2 separate regions of the Homo sapiens genome follow, and region 1 is linked to region 2. A link is an interaction called in ENCODE POLR2A ChIA-PET data of the cell type or tissue named here. Cell type or tissue: GM12878. All regions are shown on one strand.

Evidence for each region. Peaks named below come from ENCODE experiments on the same cell type or tissue, not always from the same donor. Only the 100,000 strongest peaks of a DNase experiment are listed, where the experiment ranks them.
Region 1: POLR2A ChIA-PET joins it to region 2 with 5 read pairs; 4 of 35 experiments call an interaction of 5 or more read pairs at or near these places.

What each region holds. Positions count from the first base shown.
Region 1 is chr14:93,151,156-93,155,155 of GRCh38, forward strand. No RefSeq gene overlaps it. Among named protein-coding and RNA genes, the nearest start is that of MOAP1, 32 kb to the right of the region's middle. In GM12878, no CTCF peak of the experiment used is centred here; no DNase peak of the experiment used is centred here.
Region 2 is chr14:93,032,971-93,036,970 of GRCh38, forward strand. All of the region lies in intron 3 of ITPK1 (inositol-tetrakisphosphate 1-kinase), which reads right to left. Among named protein-coding and RNA genes, the nearest start is that of ITPK1-AS1, 32 kb to the right of the region's middle. RefSeq lists an enhancer at 1,445-2,140. In GM12878, a CTCF peak has its summit at 1,595 (motif pointing right); no DNase peak of the experiment used is centred here; H3K27ac peaks cover 2,424 bases.

The DNA of each region.
Region 1 (4,000 bases), 120 kb after region 2:
AAGGATTTCGAAAAGAAAAATGTGTTATGTAAGTCCCCTAGAATTATGCTTATGCAATTCAATTGATTTCTACTTTCAATTTAATCGAGAACACAGCTACTTCACTTTCAGAATTACGCTGTTTTATAAGGTAGTGCTGGCCTGTAATCTGGCAATGGGTAAATTATCCAGGGTCTCATGCTTTTATTTCGTCATTTGTGTTTGGCGAGTGGATAGATAAATAACCTTGCAGTTTCCCAGAGAATCAGGAAACATTTGACAGTTTGCCCTTGCAGCCTGTGTTGCAATTTTCGTTTTTGTTTTTGTTTTTCCCTGAAACAGAGTCTCACGCTGTCGCCCAGGCTGGGGTGCAGTGGCACAATCTTGGCTCACTACAACCTCCGCCTCCTGGGTTCAAGCGATTCTCATGTCTCAGCCTCCCAAATAGCTGGGATTACAAGCATGCACCATCATGCCTGGCTAATTTTTGTATTTTTAGTAGAGATGGGGTTTTGCCATGTTGGCCAGGCTGGTCTCGAACTCCTGTCCTCAAGTGATCTGCCTGCCTCAGCCTTTCGAAGTGGTGGGATTACAGGCGTGAGCCACCGCGCCTGGCCCCTGTGTTGCAATTTCCTGCCCTGCCTGCATCAACCTCTCCTTGACTCCATGAAATGAAACGTCTGCTGACGCACTAAAATAAAATCTTGCAAGTGAATCACTGATTGAGTTTGCTGATTGACATACATACCATTGCCATGTTAACCACATGATGGTAACATTATGTCTGGAGAGAAGGTGTGACCGTTTCCACCTATACAATCTTCAAAATCATCCCATTCAAGGGTGCTTCCTAATGTTCGAATAATTTATGAAAGAATAATGATATCTTATTGAGAAATACCTTCCCTGTACCCTCATCACAGGGAGACACCTGTTTATTCCTGTTGGGTTTTTTTTTTCTTTTTTTTTTTTTTAGATTTAGAGAGGGTCTTGTTCTGTTACACAGGCTGGAGTGTAGTGGTATAATCACAGCTCACTGCAACCTCAACCTCCTGGACCCAAGTGATCCTCCCATCTCAGCCTCCCAAGTAGCTGGGACTACAGGCAGGCACCACCACTTCCAGCTCCTTTTTTCTTGTAGAGATGGGGTCTCGCTATGTTGCCCAGACTGGTCTCCAACTCCTGGCTTGGAGTGATCCTCCCACCCCAGCCTCCCAAAGTGCTGTAATTACAGGCATGAGCCACGGTGCTTGACCCTCCTGCCAAGTTTTTGATGGTGGAAATGACAACACAGGGTGTGCTTTGGTGTCAAGATGACCTAGGTTCAAATCCCAGTTGTACTGATGGCCAGCTGTGTGGTCTTGGGCAACTTAACCTACCAGAGCTTCAGTCTCCTCATCTGTTGAAGAAAAAAAAAAAAACACTTGACAAAGGATGAGTGGTAGGTGGAGAAGATGATGGAATCAGGTAGCGCTCCAAGGGTTAGATGGGAGAAGGTGAGGCTGGGCGTGGTGGCTCATGCCTGCAATCCCAGCACTTTGGGAGGCCGAGGCGGGCGGATCACCTGAGGTCAGGAGTTCGAGACCAGCCTGGCCAACATGGCGAAACCCCACCTCTACTAAAAATACAAAACTTAGGGGGTCATGGTGGCGCACGCTGGTGATCCCAGCTACTCGGGAGGCTGAAGCAGGAGAATCGCTTAAACCCGGGAGGCAAAGGTTGCCGTGAGCCAAGATCTTGCCACGCTACTCTAGCCTGGGCAACAGAGCAAGACTCCGTCTCAAAAAAAAAATTGAGAAGATGAGTAAGCATAAAAAAGTTGTTAGTTTCTTCTCCTGTATCCTGGAGTCCCAGATTATATGGGAAAGGCTGGGAGGGCAGTACTTCCTTTCCAGCCGAGGTCATCTCCTAGGGATCAGAATCTGATCGAGTCAATTACATTTCATGAGAATGGCAGGTTTCTGAAGACTTTATCATTTACAACTCAAAAACTCAGGAATAATTTCTCATAAGAATAACTCTACAGTTGGGGGCATGATCCTTAGAACACAAATTCTACTGCCATTGTAGTATTGTTTTGCTTTCGTTGAGCCTTTGCTCTCTGCATCACTGCTAGTATTTTGCAAAATGCTCACACATAAATTACAACAAGTGCTCTCACAGGGATCGGAGCACTTCCTCGCAGCACTTTGTCTCAGCTAACCATTCTGCAGAAGTGATTACAACACTGATGATGCGCTTGTTAGCTGGAGCATGTCCGGGACCACTCAATGAAGCTCCACATGCCTGAGTCCCAGCACACCTGGACGCTGCTGTTCCCAGTGGCTGACTTGGGATAGGATGTATATTTCTGTTTACCTGCTAGAGTGGTACCACCCCGTGGGACCATCATAAACAGTGTACAATTCAGAGTTCCACCAATTTTGAAATGAAGGGATTCTTTTTTTCTTCTTCTTTTTTTTTTTTTTTTTGAGATGGAGTCTCACTCTTGTCACCCAGGCTGGAGTGCAATGGTGCCATTGTGGCTCACTGCGACCTCTGCTTCGCAGGTTCAAGCGATTCTCCTGCCTCAGCCTCCCAAGTAGCTGAGACTACAGGTGTGCACCACCATGCCTGGCTAATATTTGTATTTTTAGTAGAGACAGGGTTTCACCATTTTGGCCAGGCTGGTCTCGAACTCCTGACCTCAAGTGATCTGCCCACCTAGGCCTCCCAAAGTGCTGGGATTACAGGCATGAGTCACTGTGCCTAGCCAAGGAAAGGAAATTTATACCTCAAAAAAGAAGTGGAGTGCCACTGAGTTATGCTTTCTAGAAAAAAAAAAGTGAAGGCCGGGTGCAGTGGCTCACACCTGTAATCCCAGCACTTTGGGAGACCGAGGCAGGCGGATCACAATGTCGAGACCATCCTGGCCAACATGGTGAAACCCCATCTCTACTAAAAATACAAAAATTAGCTGGGCGTGGTGGTGCTCACCTCTAGTCCCAGCTACTTGGGAGGCTGAGGCAGAAGAATCGCTTGAACCCAGAAGGCGGAGGCAGCAGTGAGTTGAGATTGTGCTACTGCAAAATTTGCTGGGATTACAGTCGTGAGCCACCATGCCCGGCCTCATTTTAGCCTTTTTAAAGAAGTTTGCAGCTCATGCTTCAAGGAGGAGCAGTGGAAAGGCAATCATACAGGCCGGGTGTGGTGGCTCACTCCTGTAATCCCAACACTTTGGGAGGCTGAGGCGGGAGGATCACTTGAGCCCATGAGTTCCAGACCAGCCTGAGCAACATACCAGGACCCAATCTTTACTTTAAAAAAAAAAAAAAAAAAAAAAAAAAAGGAATGCTGGGTGTGGTGGCGCACGCCTGTAGTCCCAGCACTTTGGGAGGCCGGTGCGGGTGGATCACCTGAGGTCGGGAGTTCGAGACCAGCCTGACCAACATGGTGAAACCCCGTCTCTCTTAAATACATAAAATTAGCCAGGTGTGGTGGCACATGCCTGTAATCCCAGCTACTTGGGAGGCTGAGGCAGGAGAATCACTTGAATCCAGGAGGTGGAGGTTGCAGTGAGCTGAGATCGTGCCACTGCACTCTAGCCTGGGCAACAGAGTGAGACTCCATCTCAAAAATAATAATAAAATAAACAAAAAATAAATTTAAAAATGTTTTTAAAAAAGGAGCCAGGTGTGGTGGTGCACACCTGTAGTTCCAGCTACCCAGGACACTAAGATGGGAGGAACACTTGAGCCCAGGAGTTCAAGGCTGCAGTAAGCCAAGATTGTGCCCCTGCACTCCAGCCTAGGCAACAGAGCGAGACTCCATCTCAAAAATAAATAAAAACTTTTTTAAAAAAGAAAGGCAATCGTACATCTTATGGGGTTTGCTTCCAGAAGGAGCCCCACTCTGGCCAGGTTTGCCCCAGGCTTCCTAAAGGAGGCCCACTTCCTCACATATAAATGAGGGGCCTACACTTGTCCTTGGAAACTCACCCCCAATTTCTTTCATCAACTAGGGTCTTCCCAAGCTGCTTCTG
Region 2 (4,000 bases):
GCTGCTGAGAAGGCATGGACACAGAGACACCTAGAGAGACTCAGGGTGAAAGCAGATCTGTGCCAATGCCCTGCCAGGGCTTGGGAAAGGTATAAGCATCGGTTTTCCCAGGGTCTACAAATGAAATCAGCACACTCAAATTTGTTGGGTCCCAGTTTTTGCTCAGAGGCCTGTGATTAAGTGTCATTTGTTATTCCTGCAATCCTACAGGTGAGAGTAGGACCGAAGGTCATCTCAGCCAGGCCTAGGGACAGGGTCAAGGGAGGTTTCCTGGGGTGGGTGATGTTAAGATAAACCAACTGTGCATTGGCACAGCAGTGCCTCAGGGACTCTGAGGCAGCAGCCATGTGACCTGTGAGCCTTGTGAAAAGGAGAATAAGAAAAGCTGGATCTGCTGCAATAACTTCCTAACCAGAGAAGGAAGGAGGCTTCCTCAAAGCCCCACAACAGCCAATGCCCCCCAACATTCCCCACCACCTCCTCTGGGCCAGCCCTGCTGAGCACAGACATCAGAACCAGGGTCTAGAGAGGGACCACTGATGAGTAATCAGTCAACAGTGACCACCCAGGAGTGAGGGCCCCAGGACAGGACTGGTAGAGGAACAGTGGGAGCCTTGGGGCTGGGAGGCTCCTGCTGAGAAAACCAAACAGCACTTCATGGAGGAAGCCAGGCCAGACAGGAGGTAAGAGGTACGTGTCTAAGGAAAGGCAGAGAGGAGAAAGAGGCGCTAGAGAGAGACAGACACACACCCACTGGTCCCCAGGGCCTCAGGAACCAGGGAGGGTTTCTCCTGGAAGAGAACGGAGTGTGTGAATGTGCGTGCCTGTGCATGTGGGTGTGTGGTGGGGCACAGGAGGGCTCTCGGGCAGCACAGGGGTAGCTAGGTGGAGAGGTCTAGAGCTAGGGCAGGAATGATGCAGGGGAGGAGACAGAAAGAGAAGCAGGACTGCACAGCAGCTGTGGGACTGGGGACTGAGGATGGGGCAGGGGGCAAGCACAGGACCTCTTCTGGTGAGGGGCAGGGGTGAGGCACCAGCTGGCAGCCTTTTTCCAAACTCAGGAATGGGGGAGAAAGAGTGGGCTCTGATGCTGGGAGCCCCCAGCTCCCTATCCAAAGTGTAGCCCCAAAAGCCGTCTAATACTTCCCCATGGGTCCCTGGTAAGCCCTGCCCCGACACCTTCCTCCCAGGTGCCCTCCCCCACATCCTGCCCCCAGCACACTGAACTGGGAGGTGGCTTCAGCCACACAGCACCTGCAGCAGCCGGGGGTTCCCATGGCAAACCACCCACCCCCAACACTCCCCCACCCCCTGTCGGAGCAGGAAGATGCTCTGGAAAACCTACCCTGACCAGAGGCAAAGTGACTGGGCTCACAAAATGCAAAAAGGCTCCTGAGTCTCTTGATTCTGACCCAGAAAACTCTTCTGGGGGCCCTACAGGCCTCCTCAGAGGGCGACTCCGGCCCCTCTGCCCAGTCTGTGCCTTCACTCCTGTATTTCTGTGCTTTTCCTCTCCAAGAATAGAATGGGGAGGCGGGCTCCACCACAGCTGGCCCCCACTGGGCTGGGAGATCTGTCTGCTCTGCTCCCCACTAGAGGGCAGGCCAGCCTGAGCTGCCTGGGGGCCCCTGGGACCTCCCACATCCTGCATGAAGGTGGGGACTCAGTGAAAGCCTATGGCTAAGTGGGCACATAATGACCCACCAAGCAAGGGAGAAGCAGACACTGAGATGGAAGCGGCAGCTGTGCCCACTGAGGGAGGGTGAAGAAGCCAGTTTAGCAGCGGAGAAGGCTGGCATGGCCCCAGCACACACGGGCAGTGGGCAGTGGGCAGTGCCAGTGCCCAGGGGCTATGCCCTGTGTGGGCCTGCACCACAGGGCCGAGGATTCAGTGGTTCCCTCCAACCTGAGGTCCTGGCCCTCCCATCACCTATGGGGCCTGGCAGGCCTTCCCTTCTCCAGCCCCACCCCAGGTAGCACTGACGGGCCTGGCCTCTGGGCACCTGCACCTACAAAGCAAGTCCTACAGGGTGAACACACCTCCTTCTTTTGGGTCCTGCCTCTTCTCCGCTAGGTTCTAGGGGCTTCAGGACAACAGCCTGCTGTCCTCTGCCCACCACCCCCTCTGAAACACACAGATGAGCTCACCTGAGCTCTCAGCTCACTAGGATGCTGATCTGTGGGACCTTGGTCACATTACGTTGCAGACATTCATTCAACAAATAGAGACCAGGCACTCGCTGTGGACTTCATGCTGCACCAGGGCAGCAGGGATGGCCTCAAGGGCAGACATGGTTGGCAGTTGGGCCAGTGAGGCAAAATAAAATGGAGGCTCTTCCAGAATGACCCAAAAGAGTGCAGTGAGCACACAAAGGCAGGCACAGGTATTCACGCTGGGCAGTCAAAAGCCGACTCAAAGGAGATGGCAGGTAAGCTGAGCCTTGAAGGACAGTGGAATGCCTCCCTCATCTCCCATGGGTGTGTATATCTGCACATGTACACCAGAGAGCCCCAAATCACCAGTGCAGACTGATGTGCTATGGAAATTCTGCACTGAGAAGCCAAGGGGAATGGGAGGTCAACAAATGGCCAAAGAGGCCATGCTGCCTAGGAAACAGGACGGGAGGGAGGGAGGGAGGGGGCTCAGGCCGCAGAAACCTGTCTGGCTGCTGTGACACTGGTGAGTGGGAGGCAGTGGTCTACCAGGCACTGCATGAGGCCCAGAATGGGAACAACCATGGCTGTCCAGGGCCTGGTGCCCGACAGCACCGTGAACAGCTGCCTCACCCTCCTGGGTACCAGGAGGTGGCAGAGGCAGGTTTCAACCCACCCAGGTCGGTCTGGACCAGAGCCTCCTGCTTCAGTTACTGGGCCTGTCACCTCCCACCAGAAACCAGCTGGGCCCAGGGCCTAGCCAGGAGACCAGAGAGGTCCAAGGCCTGGGCTAAGGGTGGCAGGCCCAGGTGGATGTATGTGGTGCCAAGTGGCTGCCTCTTCCCAGCCTGACTCCGGCACGTGATGACTAATTTGAATTGTTCTAATTCCTGAGGAGCATCCTCAGAGTTTGGAAACAGGTGGGAGGAGCACTCGCCAAGCCCAAGGCCACCCTTTCCAAGAAAGGGCTACGAAAGCAATGGTGGCGTCAGTGAGACCTGCCCCTCCCCAGGAGCCCAAGGTCCCAGGAGCCCAAGGTCGGTAACTTCAAGAGCTGCGGGGAGCAGAGGCCACAACCGGAGGGACACTGTCCCCGTCCTACTGGGAAGGGCCGCTCCTATAGCAACCAGCCCTGCCCCAGGAGGTCCACATGGTGCAGTGGACTGCAATGTCTAAAGGGCATCCGGTTGAGGCCACAAGGTCATGCTCTGTGACAGCGTGAGAAGAACTGCAAACATCTCACTGAGGTTTAAGATAAACCAAAGATGCTGAGAGAACAAATGTGACAGGCTCCTCAGTATTCACGGCTGCTTTCCCGCACGTCAGACACAGCCAACAATGACAAACACGTGACCTCCTCCGAGAGGCTGGTGGGAGCACGTGCCCCATTTGACCCCCACGGCTCTTGCTGTTTGCTGGTGGCAGCCTCTCCACACCCCCTAACCCCCAGCCACTCTCCCCGGCGTTCTGTGGCCCACACCCCTCATGACTCACCAGGCTCAGCACCCCAGGGGCCGGGTGAGGGCTCTCCCCCAGGAACACTGCCCCTATTCTCTGGGCTCTGGGATCGTTACCAACAACCCGCACCGCATTCTCTCCCACTCATCTCAATACCGCAGGGGAGGATGCAGCCCCCAGAACTTGGAAATGCCAAGAAAAATCCCCCCAGAGCAGAGCAGAGAAGGGCTGAGAGATGCTGACAGCTGCCAAAAAGGGACCTACCTGCTGTCAAGGGGTGGAAGCCCCAAACCTCAGTGCTTGTGACTGTCAGAGAGCTGGGAAAGCCACGGAACACACAGAGCCTCCCGGCTCGGCGACAATGCCCTGGCTGTTCCCCCGGCCCCCA